Linked DNA regions of Homo sapiens: region 2 is linked to region 1. Evidence: chromatin loops called from intact Hi-C (ENCODE). Cell type or tissue: chondrocyte. All regions are shown on one strand. Each heading gives the region's core, and the rest is flanking DNA. Links, peaks and the distances in the headings are about the cores only.

Region 1 (8,333 bases), core at 304-8,303:
TGATGCATTAAGAATAGAGAGGATCTTTTCCATGACATGTAGATAGTAGGAAGTATTTAAAGCAATTGCATTGGTAATAATAACCTGGGGACTAAAGGAAAGCAATTCTGTTGACCTTGTGCCCAGCCTGAAAACTCTGTTGAAGCAGCTCTCTGAGGTCTTTCCTCTTCATGAACAGATTCAATCCTTGTATTGATGAAGGTGTGAAAAATGCGTTTATTTGTTCTTTAAAAAAAAAAAGTGTTTCTGAGTGACAGACGAGCATCCCGTGGGTACTCTCCCCTCCACTTAGGCATCGCATCCAGGTTGCTCACAGTCTGGAGGGCCTCAGGGATCAATGGCAACAGCTGCAGCCAGGACAAGGTGGCAGCCTTTATTGCTGAGAACCATCTTAAGTTTGGACTTACATGTTTTCCTACTGTCAACTGAAAACAACACTGTGGTTTGAAGAATTATGGCTAAGACAATGTGAGTGGTAAATATGGAGTTAGTGTTTTAATTGAAGTCTTTATAACACCAAACCTGAGTCCTTTTTCCCTTGCCATAATTTATCATGAAAAGGCAAGTGGGTATGAGGTGTGGGGCAAGTTGGGTTCTTGCTGAGCCAGTGCCCAGAGGTCTAAGCTCCTTTGAAGTAGTACCCAGATGTCATGGTTTTTTTCCCAGAAAGAAAGAATTGGAAAGCAGCCTCACCTGCAAGGTTGAAAATTTTAGCACTTCACTCCTGGCCAGAAAAATCACTGGGAATACACAACTCCCTGTTAAGAGATCTGGATCCTAATGCTGGCTCCACTCCCAACCAAGTGACCCTGACTAAGATATTTCAACTACCTGGGCCCCAGTCTCCTTATTTACAAATTTGTGATGTCAATTTGTGGTCTACCTACTTCTTGGTGATAACGTGTTTAAAAGACAATATCTGGAGAAGGCAATACTTAATCAAAGAGGCTCTGTCATGTATATAATCTCTTTTTTCTAGTCCTAGTTCCATCAACATTTCTGGCTGGCCATGGAAAATCATCCTCCCTTCCTGGCCCTGTCTCTTTAACTGTATAATGGAAAGGATGATCTAAATGCCTTTTGGAGTTCATCTAGCTCTGAAAATTGATGGCCCTCGGCCTCTACTGGGTCCTGGCTTTTTGGCAAGGCCCAGCACACTTTGCCCATTCATCACACAGGGATGTGGTTGTCCTCTGAAGAAGAGATGAGACAAGTTTTCCCATTGAATCTGTCAGTCCAGAGAAAACCAGGGTCTCATCGCCTTCACTGGAGAACCTATGGCACTGGCCCAGGTCTGACAAAGGGCACCATATGGGTATACCTAACCAGATAGTGTGATGTAATGCCCACCGGAGACCACAGACTTAGCTTGGGGATCAGGGAGCAAAAACAGACCCATTGGCTCTAACACACTTTTACCAGAGTTTGGGCATTTGGGGTTGGGGGAAGAGGAGAGGGGCGATGGGGATATGGCAGGGAAAGGAGCTGTCCTTTAAGCAGTACTGGAAGTAAAAATGCCAGATCTCCCACAGGTTGCAAGTACGGCTCAAACTTGAAACAGAGAAATACCCCCACCAGAAAGAAGAATAATGGGACAAACAGATCTTAGAGCGAGGCAGAGCTGGATTGGAATCCCGGTTCTTTCACCCTATGGTGGTTGTGTGACCTTGTGCAAGGCTCTTAGCCTGGCCTCTGGCAGTTTCCCTCTCTATGGTGACAGAGTATCTGGGAAAGCAAGGTTCATTCTTTGTTTATTTGTTTTAGTGAGAGGAATGGCAGGTTTTCTCTATCTAGATGGCCCAGGGATCTTCTCTGCTAGGTTGACCAACTGGCTTCCCTTGGTTAGGTAAAATGATAGGAAAGTTGTCATCGATTGCTCTCTAAGAAGGAAGTTTGGGATTTTTTTTCTGGCCTATCAAAGCTGGCCCTTCCTGACACTTTGGTGAGAAGAGTTGATTAATTAAAAAAAGAACAAATAGTGGACACATTTTCACAAGGGCCAAGCAACCTTCTGGAAAGAAAAGTTCCTAACTCCAGTAATAGTAAACCTCAGAAGAGGAGTGAGGAGCCTTTTCCACAAAGGATTCTGATAAGACAGCCTTCTTAAAGGAAAGGCTCCTCACTCCTATTCTAAGGTTTACTGTTACTGGATCCTCTTTGAGGATATGAGACAGCCCTTACTATCAGGAGGGCAGAGGATCTTGGTGGTCCAGGCAGAAGGCCAGGTGCATTGTGAGGGAAAGGTGGGATCTTGTAGCACTTGTGGCTGAGGATGGATGGATGGCGCCCCAGCAGACTCAGCCTTGGTGGCCCAGGAGACAGCGTTTAGCTCAATGACTGAATGTATCAGTAGAAACTGCAAAAGCTGTAAGCTTGGGAGCACTGTGATCTTGCAGGGCCAGGCCAATAAGAGCACCACACAGTGGACTCGTCAGTCTCTCCAGAGCCAGTTTTCCATAGAAGTCCACTATAGTGCTGACCAGACTCCAGCTCTCTCTTTCATCTGGCATTTGGAAGCAGAACTAATAATCCCTTTGTCCTGAGCAAGACCTAAAGGTTTTTGAGAGGTTGTTGGACAACTGGAGGTGGGACAGGGGTTGATTTTGAGAAAGAAAAAACTTCCCGCTAAGTGGGCGAATGGACTTTGGATGATTAACTGGAAAAATTAGACACCTTTTCATATATTCCCAAGCAGGTGAAATAGTCCCTACCAGTCTGATGCATAATAGGATTCATTCAATCTGCCTATACAGGTGTGTTGAGACAATTTGTCAGTGTATCATCTGGGTCTGGCAGAATACCTGGCACATAGTATGTCATCAGCCAATGTTTGTGGCCTTAAGCTCCTGAAGTGACATAGATGGAAGGAAGGCTTGATGCCCCATGGAAACACTGCTGTCACTTCAAAAGCATTTCTAGGAAACTCTCTCTTTGTTGAGATAGGAGTATGTTGGGGTAGGAGTAGGGTTTGCAACACAGACAGTGGACAGAACTATCTGAGATCTCAAGAGGCTTATAGTGCCTGAGGAACACGTCTAATCCCTAGGAAGTTGTTCTAGGATGAGCAAATGGATGCGGACTCTATTAATTACTGTTGGGTTGTAAGAGATGAACTTCCTTTATTTACCTGAAGTGATGGGGATTATTCAGAGCTGATGAGAGTCACAGAAAGGTGTACCCATGACTGGCCCAGCATTTCCCAAGGAAGCCTGAGTTACACGGCTCATCAAAATCATCTGGCTTTGCAAGGCAGGGATGCAAAAATATTCCCACAGGTCTTGGCAGCCACAGGTTGACTATCAGGATATCTTTGAGAGGAAGGCACACAAGGAGGCCAGGGATGCCAGGAGCAGCCGGGCAGCCTTCAGAAGACGATGGACGCAGGGTAGCTTTGGGGAGCAGGTTATCTGTCATGCCATGTGGCAGCAGGGCTTCTTCAACAGTCTGTTTCTGTTGCTCCTTTTGCTAAAACCCAACCACTCTACCCTCTCCCCATATATCCCTTCTTTGCCCTGTACTTCTGCCTACTCATTCATGTGTTAGGCCCCTGTGATTTAGAGATAGCCTTTGAGTTTCTCAAGGTCTTCTCTTTTCCAGACCAAACCCTCCCACTTTCTTCTTCAGGGCTGCACCCTCCACTGGGGCTCAGTAAACCTTGTGCTTCAGACCATCCGGGATCTCCTGAGGGAGCCCCCCAGCCCAGGAGAGGGAGCCCTGAGCACATTTCACCCAGGACTGCAACTCTGAGAAAGTGCCCAAGTCTCTTTGTGCCTCAATTTTCTCAGCTGTAAAATGGAGATAATAACATGGGCTGCAAGCCTCAAAGCCGGGGTCTAAGGGAAATTTGCCTCTGCCTGGGGGTTCTGGAGCTCTGCGCTTGTAAGGGTGATAATTGGACAGGTTTATGGAGCTAGCTCTGTCTTCAGAGGCCCTTCCCTCTTGATTCTCACTGTGGCTCCCATCCTCTGAAACCTTTTCATGGTTGAGACCTGCCTCCCTGAGAGCCGGGAAGAAGGAAGGCCTTGGGATGATCCCTAAGGTAAAGTGAGTGACACAGCTGAGTTTCAAAGCGGTCACATGACTTGATCATACAGAAAGTAGCTAGCAGAGGACAAGGAGCAGGACAAGCTGTCCCACTGCATGTGGCATATCAGGAGAAACTGCCCTCTTCCACGCCGCACAGCCAAGGGGTTCCACGCACAGATTAGGAGCTCAAATGCACCTGGTTTTGATTCTTGGTTCTGTCCCCAGAACTATATCCCCTGGGACAAGTTACTTAACCCCTCAGAGCCTCAGTTTCCCTCCTTGCCTATTAGCGGCTGTGGAGACGATCAATCCCCTTCATTAAGGGATTACGACTGTACCAGTGAGGACACCTGATAGGAGTGGACCCGCTTGTCGCCTCCACGGTAACCCGGGAAACCGAGGCCGGAGTTTGGGAAAATTTGCCCAGGGCCAGGCGGCGACCCACGGATGCCAGCGGAGCGCCCTTCCTGCTGTCGTAGCGCCCCTAGATGGTGCTGGTGCACCGGGCAGCGCCGCCACGGGCCCCGCCCACCCATGCCCGCTCCCAGGCGGCCGCAGAAGCCGCAGACGCCGCAGCGGCGGGGCAGGGACAAAGGAAGGAGCGGCGGGGGCGAGGCTACCCTGCGGCCCGGTGGGACCCCTGCAATGCAGAGCCTAGCTGCTCAGCCGAGGGAGCGCCGAGCCGGGCGGGAGCGGGCGGGCCTGGGGCGCGGGGAGTGCGGGCCGCCCGCCACCACCAATGCAGGGAGCAGGTGGGCTGAGCGCGCCCGACTTGCAGGGCTCTGGGAGCCGGACTGTGAGCCCTCCTTCGTGCCAGGCCTCGCGGTGGGGGGATCCTGGAAAGTCCCTTCGTGTCACTTGCTAACCCAGGTTCCTCTGGCTTTCACCCTTTGCATGATTACTGACCCAGAGATTCTGTGCTGCAAGGGACAAGCCCAGCGCCTGGGGGAAGAAGCAGCTGTGGCGATCTGAGGGGTCCCTCCAGCGCCCAGAGCGTCAGTCTCCCCACCTGCAAAGTGGGCATGATGATGCCCGCCCCGCCTTGTTGACTTCCTCACTCAGCAAATCGTTCCCGCCCTCCTGCTCATGCCCAGCAGCGGCGCCAGGCTCTGGGACATCCCTGAGGAATGAGAGCAGCCTTTCCTCTGAAGGGGGCCCAGTGGACCGGCCAGACAGACAGGAGCTTCAGAGGCCCGTGCCCAGATAGAGCGGCTGGTGAGAGGAGAAACTCCAGGGAGGATAAAGAAAGCTTGGGGAAATGCCCTGAGAACCACACGGCTGCTGTGAGCATTGTTATTCCGCCAAGTGAGGGCGAGTGATTTTAAAGCCCTTTTCACCCTTGTTCTGAGACTGAGTCTACAGGGTGGGTATTCCCAGCTCTCACTCCACATTGCTCCTCTCAGGTGAAACAGGATTGGATGCCGGTTAACAGAAAGCTCTGAGCCAAACTAGATGCGAACCTTAGCTCTACCCCACTTGCTAACTGAGAGACACTGGGCAGGTTAATTCACTTCCCCAAGGCTGAATTCCCCCATCTGTAAAAATGGAGATTAAAAAAAGGTATATTGCTAGATTTCAGGGAGATTTGTAGTAATATGTATTGCTACATTATGTTTAGTTGCTAAGTAATGCAGCAGAGAGACTTGGGAATCAGGAAATATGGATCCTGTTTCCACCCCATGTGACTACCTGGTAGAAGGGTCTGGGAGAAGCCTTTTCTCCTTAGCTATTGGGTTACCCCTCCATGCAAGCTAGACGCATGAAGGGCATGAGGCCATCTGGAGGCCAGTGTCCCCTCCAGCCCACTCCCACAGCCTATGTGCTTACAGACAGGCTGGAAGACCACTTTGTTCCATCCCATAGGGGGAAATAGTGTAATGGTGAAGGACATGTACTCTGGGGCCGGAGAGCCTGCATACATTCCAGCTGCATCACGTTCTAGGTGTGACCTTGGGCAAGTTACCAGTGCCTCAGTTTGCTCATCTGTAGGATGATAACAGTAATAGTATAAAATTTGGCTCGAGTGGGCGAGGTGGTAGTTACAAGAAAATTCAAGCATGATTATCTCAACATAAAAGAAGTTTATGTCTTATTCATAAAATAGGCCAGGGTAGTTTCAGATGAGCAGAGGATTCTGTTCCCGTAATTCAGGGGACTCAGGCTGGCAGTTGTTGTCAGCTGTAACACTTGATTTCTAAAGAGGCCCTGAGGGAGAGGAGTATGGAGGGGAGCTCGTGGGAGCTTTAAGGCCTGTGACTTCAGGGAGGCACCTGTACTTTCCACTCCCATTCCATTGGCCAGCACCAAGTCTCATGACACCCTCCCTCAACCCAGGGGTAGGCTGGGATATGGAGCCTTGGCTGTGAGCCCAGGAAGAAGACATCGATGGACTACAAAAACCAGGCAGCAGCCTTTGTCACAGTGACCTATGTCAGAGGGTTATTTTGAGGATAACATTACTAGTTTAATATTTGTAAAGTACTTAGAACAGTGCCTGCCACATGTTGACACTACATAAATATTTGCTATTATTATTTTTACTGCTATTCTTGTCCCTTAAGAATTCACTGAATATATAAACTGGGAAGCCACCTAGAATTCCAGCCAGTGCTGCAGAACATTGTTTGGGCAGCCTCAGAACACCGCACACCCGCCTTGTCAATCTCAGCAAATTCAGGCCATGTGAGCTTCTTGCTAATGCATTTTGTTTCTGTACTGACAGGGAGGCCTGCTGGAAAATGTATCTTTCTGGAGGCTCTTTGTGTCATTCTGATGCTTGAGGAGAGCCTCTAGCTGTGCTGACTCTGGTCTTCACCTTTAAATGCACATACTGATCCCGGGCAATGGTTGCACACGCGCCTCCTCCGCTCTTCGGGTACCAGTTCTCAGGTGCTACCTCTCGCACAGTGCTACAGTAGCAAAAAGACAGGATCACAGAGGTTACTAAAAGAAGGACAGCTAACAGTTGGATCTGACAAACGCTGGTTATTAAAAGTTACTTAAGGTCCAGTGCGATGGCTCATGCCTATAATCCCAGCACTTTGGGAGGCCGAGGTGGGCGGATCACTTGAGATCAGGCGTTCGAGACCAGCCTGGCCAACATGGTAAAACCCCCATCTCTACGAAACATACAAAAAATTAACTGGGCATGGTGGTGGGCACCAGAAATCCCAGGTACTCAGGTGGCTGAGGCAAGAGAATCACTTGAACCCAGGAGGTGGAGGTTGCAGTGAGCTGAGGTCACTGCACTTCAGCCTAGAAGACAGAGCAAGACTCTGACTCAAAAAAACAAAACAAAACAAAAGTCACTTGACACCTTTGCCCCTCAGTTTACTTATCTGTAAAATAAAGTCAGGAAACAATAATGGCTGCAGAGGACTTTTTAAAGGTGAAAATTAATGTATATGAAGCCCCAAGCACTGTGTTAGGCATAGAGCACTCTCTTAATACTTAGTGGCAACTTTTGCGCCATCAGTCTTAAACTTTGACTCATTGTCACCTTTGCATTTCTGGAGTGATTAATGTGCACCACTTAGAAGTAAAATAGGTTGGTGTAAGTGGGCTGCCAGGATCCTAGCCTTTCAAAATGTCCACCCGCTTGTCCTAGCCTAGGGCCTCATGCCTCAGACACCCAAACTTTCAAGTGAGAAAGTCAGAGCTTGACATAGAGGGCACTTCTGTCAGCCTGCCTGTTCCTTTCTGAGCTCTACCCCATGGCTTAAGCACAATACTGCCAACTTGTGCCATGCTTCTGCCTTGCTAGGAGCCCTCAATGCCAAAGGCAGTAGTCAGTAATTTTTGTTTGGAGATAAGGAATGAAAGCTGTGTTAGGAAGTGATTTAAAAAAAAAACAGCATTGGTGAAAAGAATGAGTACTTTAAAATAACCTTATAACATTATGGAATCTTGACACGCAGTCTTTAAATCACTTAACTATAGCATCTACCCTGCGCCCAAAGCTGTCTGAGCCCAATGTCACCAACAGTGACATTATGTACATGCCTCCATGTACATAATTTATTGCTTTGGATTTCACTATTATTGCATTATAAGTCACATTTCCTATTAGGCAAATTATGACCCCAAGAGCCGGTGGTATGCTAAATATATGCCACCAGCTCTCCAGGAAAAATGTATATGCATATATTTTTATAACTTGCATATAGATAGATAGATAAATTGAATATGAATTTACTAAAGTAAAGTATGTATACAATAATTTAAAAATAATAAACTAATTTTCTTCATTCTAAATTCCATATAACCAATTTATTCTAATAGAAGTCAATTGCTTTCATTGATTTTTG
Region 2 (8,333 bases), core at 36-8,035, 230 kb after region 1:
CTCCAGCCTCTGCCATATCATCACATCTTATTTTCTGTACTACGTGGGCATCTTTGAAGGTGGGAAGGCGTTACTCTGCCTATCACGTTTCATAGTAAGTTACAAGAAAGTATCACGAAGCTTTGGGTTTTCTTATAACAATTTAAACCATAAATGATAAAACCAAGACTTTGGGAAAGGTGTTCTCTTACCTGTTAATCCTCTCCTGATTATGAGTTATTGGAGGGCAAGGCCCAGTCTAAGTCACGTCTGGGCATCCCTGGCTCATGGATATGCTCTATAAACATTTGTTGAACTGAAATTCTTGCTTTTACTGAGATCAGGGGCTCTTCAAGGTCATTTAGGGAAACTCTTTGAAATTTGGCTGAGGACTGAGCTGCATGATCCTTTTATCCAAGCACATAAAACAAACATGTTTTCACTTCTAATATCATATTCAGCACTCTCTCCTCCATTCTGATCAGACCAGAATCTCTACACAAGTTGCTACATGAGACTGTGTTTTCAACCCTTCAGCTTCCTTTCCTGGGCAGAGTGAGAAATGCACATGGCAATTAAAAATAACAGCCTCAGCAGAGGAAACAGAACCACTTCTGAACGCCAGCCATCTGGAGCCACCCTGGGCTTGCAGCAATGGCTACTTCTTCATGGCTTGGTCAACACCCACCTGCGTGTTTCTTCTCAGCCTCCACCGCTTCAATGTCCTCTACCTGCAGGGGAACCACAGCCTCAACACCAGCCAGGCTGCATGACATGTGTCTAGAAGAAAGCCTGACTTTCAGCAGGTGTTCAATAAGTGTGTGCTTCTGCTCTTAAAGTCTCAGCCTATTTAGTCCACTCACCACACAGGGCACCCTGAGGGGTGAAGTTTTGGGTGGAGATGACGGCATGGGAAATTATATGTCTCATGCCTTGGCTGCAGGTGTGCTGGACTCCAGCTGAGCTGGACAGAGAGTCACATTGTGCAAGGCCTGCTGTCCCATTGATGTGGTCCTGGACTCTCAGCAGTGTAAAAAGCCATGTTCCCATTTAAACCACCGCGTGTAGACATCGTCTCATCTGCTTCTGTGTTGCAAACATTGCTCCCTCCTTATACTTTAGTTGTCAGCATCTTCATTACATAGGGGCCAGAATTGGCTATCTGAATGCAGGAGTGTTTCCTGACCTGCCCAGGGACTGCAGGAACCACCATCGCTTGCACCACCTGGGGACCCACAATTGCATCTCAGAGACCTGTGTTTCTCATCTGTAAAGTGGAGATAATAATATGTTTCCAAAAGGGCCCCTGCACGGAATAAAGTGGTAGAAATAAATAACCTACTGTTACCTGACACAAAGCAGGTGGTTGATAAATGGTAGATTTATTATTATTACTGTCATAGTTATTTCTACAGCATCATTTCATTCTGGCTTCTTTTTGGCAGACAGGAGCCTCGATCACAGGGAAGGTGATTCGGGAAATGAACCACAATGCAGACCCTCCACCCTCTCCTCCCAGGCAGCACCCTGGCGACAGCCGCAACTTTCTTCACTCGTCAGAGCTAATCTCTCTAAGAGTGGGATTAGCTGTGTCTGTGCCCTCTCACCGCTGGGCCATATGCTCCTGAATGACAGCTGTTTGACAGCCTATGCTGGGGGAACGTGGTCTTTTCAACCCAAATTTGATAAACATACATTTCTTCTGTCTGTCCTACTTTGGGCCATCTGTCAGTGTGGCATGATGCCTTCGCCTGGATTGGCAAGATGCTGACATCGGACCACCAAGGAAGGCTCAAGGAGAATGTTGCTGCCATGGGGAGTGGGGGGTGAGGCCTCCTCAGGGCCCAGGCGAAGCATGGCTTGGGCTGTCCAACCCTCACTTGCAGGAAGAAGAACACCTGAGACCTGTGTTAGCTTTCACAGCTAGCTTCGTCCCCGCTCTTGGACAAGAGAGATTGTTACAAAGTGTTGTACAGCAGTGCTTCTCAACCATGCATATGCTTACAGATTGCCTGAGGATCTTGTTAAGATGCAGATTCCAATTCAGTGGATCAGGGATGAGGCCCGAGATTCTGCATTCCTAATGAGCTCCCAGGTGAGGGTGATGTTAATGCTGCTGGTCAGAGGACCATAAAAGCAAGGTTATAAAGGACATCTGACTTGGGGTCAGACCATCTGGATCCTATAGACAGCCTCTTGCCAAGGGAATGCTTTGTAAACATGATTCCTGAAGAGAGAAAACAAAACAAACAAACAAAACAAAACAGAAAATAAGAGGTCGAGCTATTACGGGTCTCCTGAGTGAGTGTCCCGAACTTCTCAAGCTGTTGTAGCTCTCACTCAGTCACCTACCATGCCCAAACACTGCTAAATCCACCAGCCCAGAACAAACAGCTTAATAGCCATATTACATTTTATGGCATCTAATACAGATTCAGAAGAGGCACCGAATGCACAGGAAGTTGGAAGAACAACACTGGGCATGGTGGCTCACGCCTGTAATCCCAGCATTTTGGGAGGCTGAGGCAGGTGGAACACCTCAAGTCAGGAGTTCAAGACCAGCCTGACCAACATGGTGAAACCCCCACGTCTACTAAAAATACAAAAATTAGCCAGGCATGGTGGCACATGCCTGTAATTCCAGCTACTCAGGAGGCTGAGGCAGGAGAATTGCTTGAACCCGGGGGGTGGAGGTTGCCAAGATTGCGCCACTGCATTCCAGCCTGGGCAACAAGAGTGAAACTTTGTCTAAAGAAAAAAAAAAGGTGTTAGAAGAACGATAGCTACAACTTGTATCTACTGAGCACCTGCAGAATGCAAAGGGCAGATGAGGCAGGTTCTGGGATGTGGGAGGAGAGGCAGAGGGGCCAGGCACTCCAAAGGAGAAGCTCCAGAGCCCATAGGGTAGAACCTCCCTATTTCCGGTGAGTCCCAGGCTCTGGAAGAATCAGTTGAGAGGCAACCTGGAAGTGCTTCCTTTCAAGGTGGTAAGGAAGGAGGTAGAATAATATGAGCAATTTCCCAAATTGACTTTGGCAACCCAGAATTTCGGTGGAGATGTCGGACGGTGACATCAATCTGCCCAAATTGCTTTTGAAGATGGAGGGCTCAGGATCTCATAACTCTTCTTTAACTGTTAAGGAACTAATTAAATCTGTAGCATCTCTGTTAACTGAGTTTTATTATGTTAATTTCACTGCTGGACAAGCTAAGTCAAGCACCGGTAGACTGCACTGTGGGCTTCTGGCTCCTGACGAAAGGCGCTAATGATATCTTCAATGAACACAGTGCCTGTACCCACAGAATCCCAAGTGATTTACCAACAGTTTCCTGCCAATTCCCACAAGGCTGAGGCCTGGCGGCTGAGTATCACCCTGCCGGCCTCGTTCGATGAAACCCTTCTAATTCAGAGCATACGCACACAGGTGTGTCTGTGCAGGTACACACATTTGCCTTGTGGCATAGAACAAACACGGACCACCCGACTAGGTGAAGGTTAAAAAAATGTACAATTTGGAATGTGTTTACATTTTTCTTTTGATTGCTGATAATTCCTTCCTTTTAGCTGATATATGGGCCTTAATTAGTGGCTCTCTGTATGGGATCACAGCCATCCCATTGGTTCTGTCTACCTTCCCTGCACTTCCCCAGCCTGCTCCAGGCCCAGGCACCTGTATGTGTGCTCACCCACCCCATCCACAGCAGCAAAGTTTCACTGCAGCCTTGGACATCCTTCCAACAACCCTGCAAGCATGCAGAGCTCATGGGGTTGGGATGGCATGGGGCACCTGCACATCTTGGCCCTGTCCCACTCCAATGCATGATGCTGCCCAAACTGACAAACTCATTAGGAGCAAGACAAGTTACTTGGCTTATCAGGGAAGAGGCAGAGTGTGAATGAAAACCCCTATCATTTAACTCCTAGTGTTCTAGAATAATGGGATAGAATGAAGCTCAGAAATCTTGAAACTCTTCATTTCTACCCTCTCCTTGCGAAAGAAGAAACTATGCTTGGAAGATAAAAGACACTCAGTTGCTGAAGAACACCTAGAGCAGTGCATTCATAATTTGGAATCTGGTCTCCTATCTGCCAGGTCAGAGTTCCTACAGCAAACATTCCCAAGTCAATACAATGTGTACTTCCAGAAATTTAAAGCCACACAAGGCCTGGCCTGTTTGGGGACAGTTGGGTTTCTCCAGGATAGAGACAAGCCTAAACTCTGTCCTCCTAGGTAGTGAGCTGACAGGTCCTGGTAGAAGATCCCCCGCAGCCCTCCATCCTCTCTATCCCCACAGCTGAACCCTCAGACCGTCATGAGTGTTGGGCAGATGAGAGCAACTTTGAGAAATCTGCTCAGGAGCCATGACCCATAGAGACAAAGACACATGCTCAGGGAGGCCCTCCACATTTCTCTCATGGGGGAAAAAGCCCTAAACACACCCCTTCTTTTTCTTGCTTTCTTTTCCACACAAAATAAAGCCCCCCCCCAAAAAAAAATCCAAAAACTCTAAGAGCCTCTGAAACTTGGCTGCCCATACATTTTTCTGAAGCCTGCTTCTTCACCTCAAAACAAAAGCAAAAGGGAAAGAAAAACCAGGCCGAGGACCTTGTCTACTTCTGCCCTTGCTTCCTGATGGAGCAAATCCCTCATGAATTATGCACTTTCAGCTGCTGCCACCCCAGGCCATCCAGGCTCTGCCAAGGTAGCCAGCTCCTCCCCGGCTCCTGGTGTGATCTCAGCCCCAGGAAGGGCATCGGCACTGTCTTGATGGAAGAATGCCGGGTCCAGCTGCAACTCACCACTGACCCTCCCAGGTGAGCTCTGCAGAGAGATGCCCACAGCCAGGTGTCTGTGCCTGGTCATCGGTTTTCAGCCTAGTTTCTGGAGGAAGAGAGGAACCAAGAATCAGACAGGAGCTAGAGTGGGAGGCGGGGGAAGGAGTAAACCAATCACCAGAAGGTGGTGCTATACTTTAAGACAGACTAGCCAGAAGGGGAGAAGCCTCCGTGAGAAAGATTATAACATTTCAGAGAGGGAGGGTGTCTAAAGATAAAATACAGAGCACTGCAATGCTATGCAATGAAACGAAATGACGTCAGAGCTGAAAAGACTCTAAAATATCATTCTAGAATAATCTCATATCACTGGTGGGAAAACTGAGGCCCAGAGAGACACAGAGGTTTGCCCACCATTGTACAGACCAGAGGAAAAACTCGGTCTGTCGCCTCTTTAGGTTCTCCAAAGGCTGCCTGCTTTTTGGCAAAGCCGAGATTAGAGAATAAAACACGAGGATTGGCTCACAGTAGAGAAACATCAGGTTCAGGAATTGATGCTCCAGTGAGGCAGAAGGAGCCACAGTCCCTTCCCGGGAACAATCCACGGAGGCCTCCCAGAGCAAAGCCGAAACTACCAAAGAGTCAATCCAGTGTCCATCGCCTTGGCAGCATCACTGCTCAGCCTCATGAGTCTCCACAGGATGGCCAAATTAAAACTGCGGGCTATGGCCGGGCGCGGTGGCTCATGCCTGTAATCCCAGCACTTTGGGAGGCTGAGGCGGGTGGATCACGAGGTCAGGAGTTTGAGACCAGCCTGGCCAACATGGTGAAACCCCATCTCTACTTTAAAAATATACAAAAATTAGCTGGGCATGGTGGCACGCACCTGTAGTCCCAGCTGCTCAGGAGGCTGAGGCAGGAGAATCGCTTGAATCTGGGAGGCGGAGGTTGCAGTGAGCAGAGATCACACCACTGCACTCCAGCCTGGGAGACAGAGTAAGACTCTGTCTCAAAAACAAACAAACAAACAAAAAAAAAAAAAAACAAAGCAAAACAAAAACAACCATGGGCTTCACCACTTGCTAGCTGTGGGTATTCCTGTAACATCTCTGAGCCTTGACATCTCCATCAGTAAAATGGCATAAAAATATCTCCCTCTCAGAATCACTTCTGAGAATTAAAGACCCTTGTGCAAAGTGTCTAGCACAATCCTGGCATATGGTAAGTTCCCATGGCAGAACTTTCCCTACCCTTTTTGACTGTGCAAGGAGAAGCCTTCTCCTAAGTATCATGCATGTGGTCTGGAAATGCCAAGTGCTCTGCAGGTGGAAGAACCTGACCTTATGACATGGCTCATCACCAAGGACCCCAATCATAGAAGTTAAAGGATGGGTTGCAGGAGGAGGAGTAAGTATAGGGGCAGAGTTCATCCCACAGAGTCAATGGGGAGAAACTGACATCACTCTCAGGCCTTCCTGCCTGTGAAAAGCTCAGTTGCAAAGAACAAATTCCCTGGCAGAACCACTGAATGCCTACAGACACCTGCACGCACACACAACTAACATACACATGCCCAGATCGGCAAGGAGGGCGTGATATGGTTGCCTAAGTGCTGGGTCAGGAGACCCCAGCTTTCATGGTGGGCTCAGATCCAGCAGGAAACCACACTGTGAACGCCTTCCCACATTCTTTTCAATCACTGACTCTCACTCAGGGTCTGCAGGAGCCAGAAAGCATTATCACCATCCCCTCCATAGACAATAGGCCCAAGCCCTCGAAGGGCTTCCTCAGGACCACATAGCAAGGCAGCCCACTGAGCAGGTGAGTCTGCTGGGAAGTGGACAAGGCCCAGGCCCCGCCTCACTTATCTTCTTGGTTTCTCTTCTCGCCTCCCCATGAGAGGCCTGAGCCTCAGTTCCCTGGCTGAGAGGTGAGAGGGTAAGAGAGGGTGGAAGAACATACCCTGCTTGAGGTTGCAGCCACTCCATGGCCCCCTGGCTGCTGGACCAGTCCAGCCAGTCCCTTGACCTCTGTCTAGGGGAAATAGCCCCAGAATCCCTAAGGGGCCACTAATTTAGAACACATTTTACAGAGACTGAACTTTTGGGGCCATCTTTTAGAACAGCAGTGATGAAGAGACAGATATTACCTACAAGGGTGGGGGGAAACTGACTCCCATCCCTTCACATCCAATACTCAACTATTCATTCATGGGTTTCTGTGCCTCTACCCACACCTGTGCCAGGAATGCTCGCTGAGTGCTCCCTGTCATTACAACTTGCTGATAATGCTGCACCCTCATTCAACATCCAGCCTGGCTCCTATTATGCAGTCAGAGAAATGATCCCTGAGGAGGAGTCTGTCATGTACATCTGTGCTGCTGCAACACGTCACTCACAGTGGGCTGTTTATGGGGGTCATGAAGGGTACAGATGCTGGACTGCTGGGCTCCCACTCTGATTCACCACCTGCTAGCTCGCGTAGCCATAGGCAAGCAATTTCATCCTCCAGGACTTCTGCTTCCTCCATGATTAATTGAGGATAATGGTGGTCTACTTTACAACCCATGTAACATACTGATAGTAGCTAGTTTGTAGCACCTAATAAATTTTAACGAAGATTATCGGTGTTTCTTGTATGCATTCATTTGACATTTGTAGTTTGCCTACTATGTGCAGAAGCCATTGAGATCCTTCAACCTCAGGAACAAGAGCTGTGGCTTCCACACTGGAGGACTGAGGAGGAAACAAGACAGGCCAGTGTAGACACTAAGCAAAGGTGACCCGCTCCTTCTCCCTTATCCCTGTCAGAATGCTTCTCAGACTTTCAGTGCTCCACATATGGGGAACATTTGTGAGGTCATCGTAGTTTGTCCTTGGCATTCTCCAGACTCTCCTCTCTGTGCCAACTGCTTCCTCTATTCCCGAAGACACAGAGTCCTCCTGAACCTGCCGTGACCAATCTTGTTCTTTGTTCTAGAAAGAATTCTCTTTTATTTCTATCTTGATTTTTTGGGGAAAAAAAAAAAAAAGGTCTGCCTCAGCTTCCCAAAGTGCTGGGATTATAGGTATGGGTGTGAGCCACCGCACCCAGCTGAATTCTCCTCTTGATTCATGCTTTCAAAAACCCTTAGAGTGTCCCCACTGCATGACAATAGCATGGTAGGTTTTGGAGAAGAAATAGAGATGGCTGACACAGGATCCCTGCCCTTGCCCTTGAAAAGCCAACATCTTACTATACGTTCTTTTTTTTTTTTTTTTTTTTTTTTTTTTTTTGAGATGGACCTCACTCTGTCTCCAGGCTGGAGTGCAGTGGCATTATCTCAGCTCATTGCAACCTCCGCCTCCTGGGTTCAAGTGATTCTCATGCCTCAGCCTCCCGAGTAACTGGTATTACAGGCATGCGCCACCATGCCCGGCTAATTTTTGTATTTTTAGTAGAGACAGAGTTTCACTATGTTGAGCAGGCTGGTCTTGAACTCCTGACCTCAACTGATCCACCCACCTTGGCCTCTCAAAGTGCTGGGATTACAGGTGTGAGCCACTGTGCCTGGCCCTGCTATACATCCTTTTTTCTC

What was found. Hi-C counts contacts between places; a loop is a spot of excess contacts. Peaks named below come from ENCODE experiments on the same cell type or tissue, not always from the same donor. Only the 100,000 strongest peaks of a DNase experiment are listed, where the experiment ranks them.
Region 2: a loop joins it to region 1, with 2.2 times the contacts of the local background. A loop is called at or near these places in 8 of 110 quality-filtered maps.

The regions. Positions count from the first base shown.
Region 1 is chr2:16,504,614-16,512,946 of GRCh38, reverse strand. No RefSeq gene overlaps it. Among named protein-coding and RNA genes, the nearest start is that of CYRIA, 160 kb to the left of the region's middle. RefSeq lists a silencer at 4,412-4,706. In chondrocyte, for the core only: CTCF peaks have their summits at 4,280 and 4,510 (motif pointing right); DNase peaks (open chromatin) are centred at 4,536, 4,776 and 5,067.
Region 2 is chr2:16,278,634-16,286,966 of GRCh38, reverse strand. No RefSeq gene overlaps it. Among named protein-coding and RNA genes, the nearest start is that of GACAT3, 230 kb to the right of the region's middle. In chondrocyte, for the core only: CTCF peaks have their summits at 4,716 and 4,927 (motif pointing right); no DNase peak of the experiment used is centred there.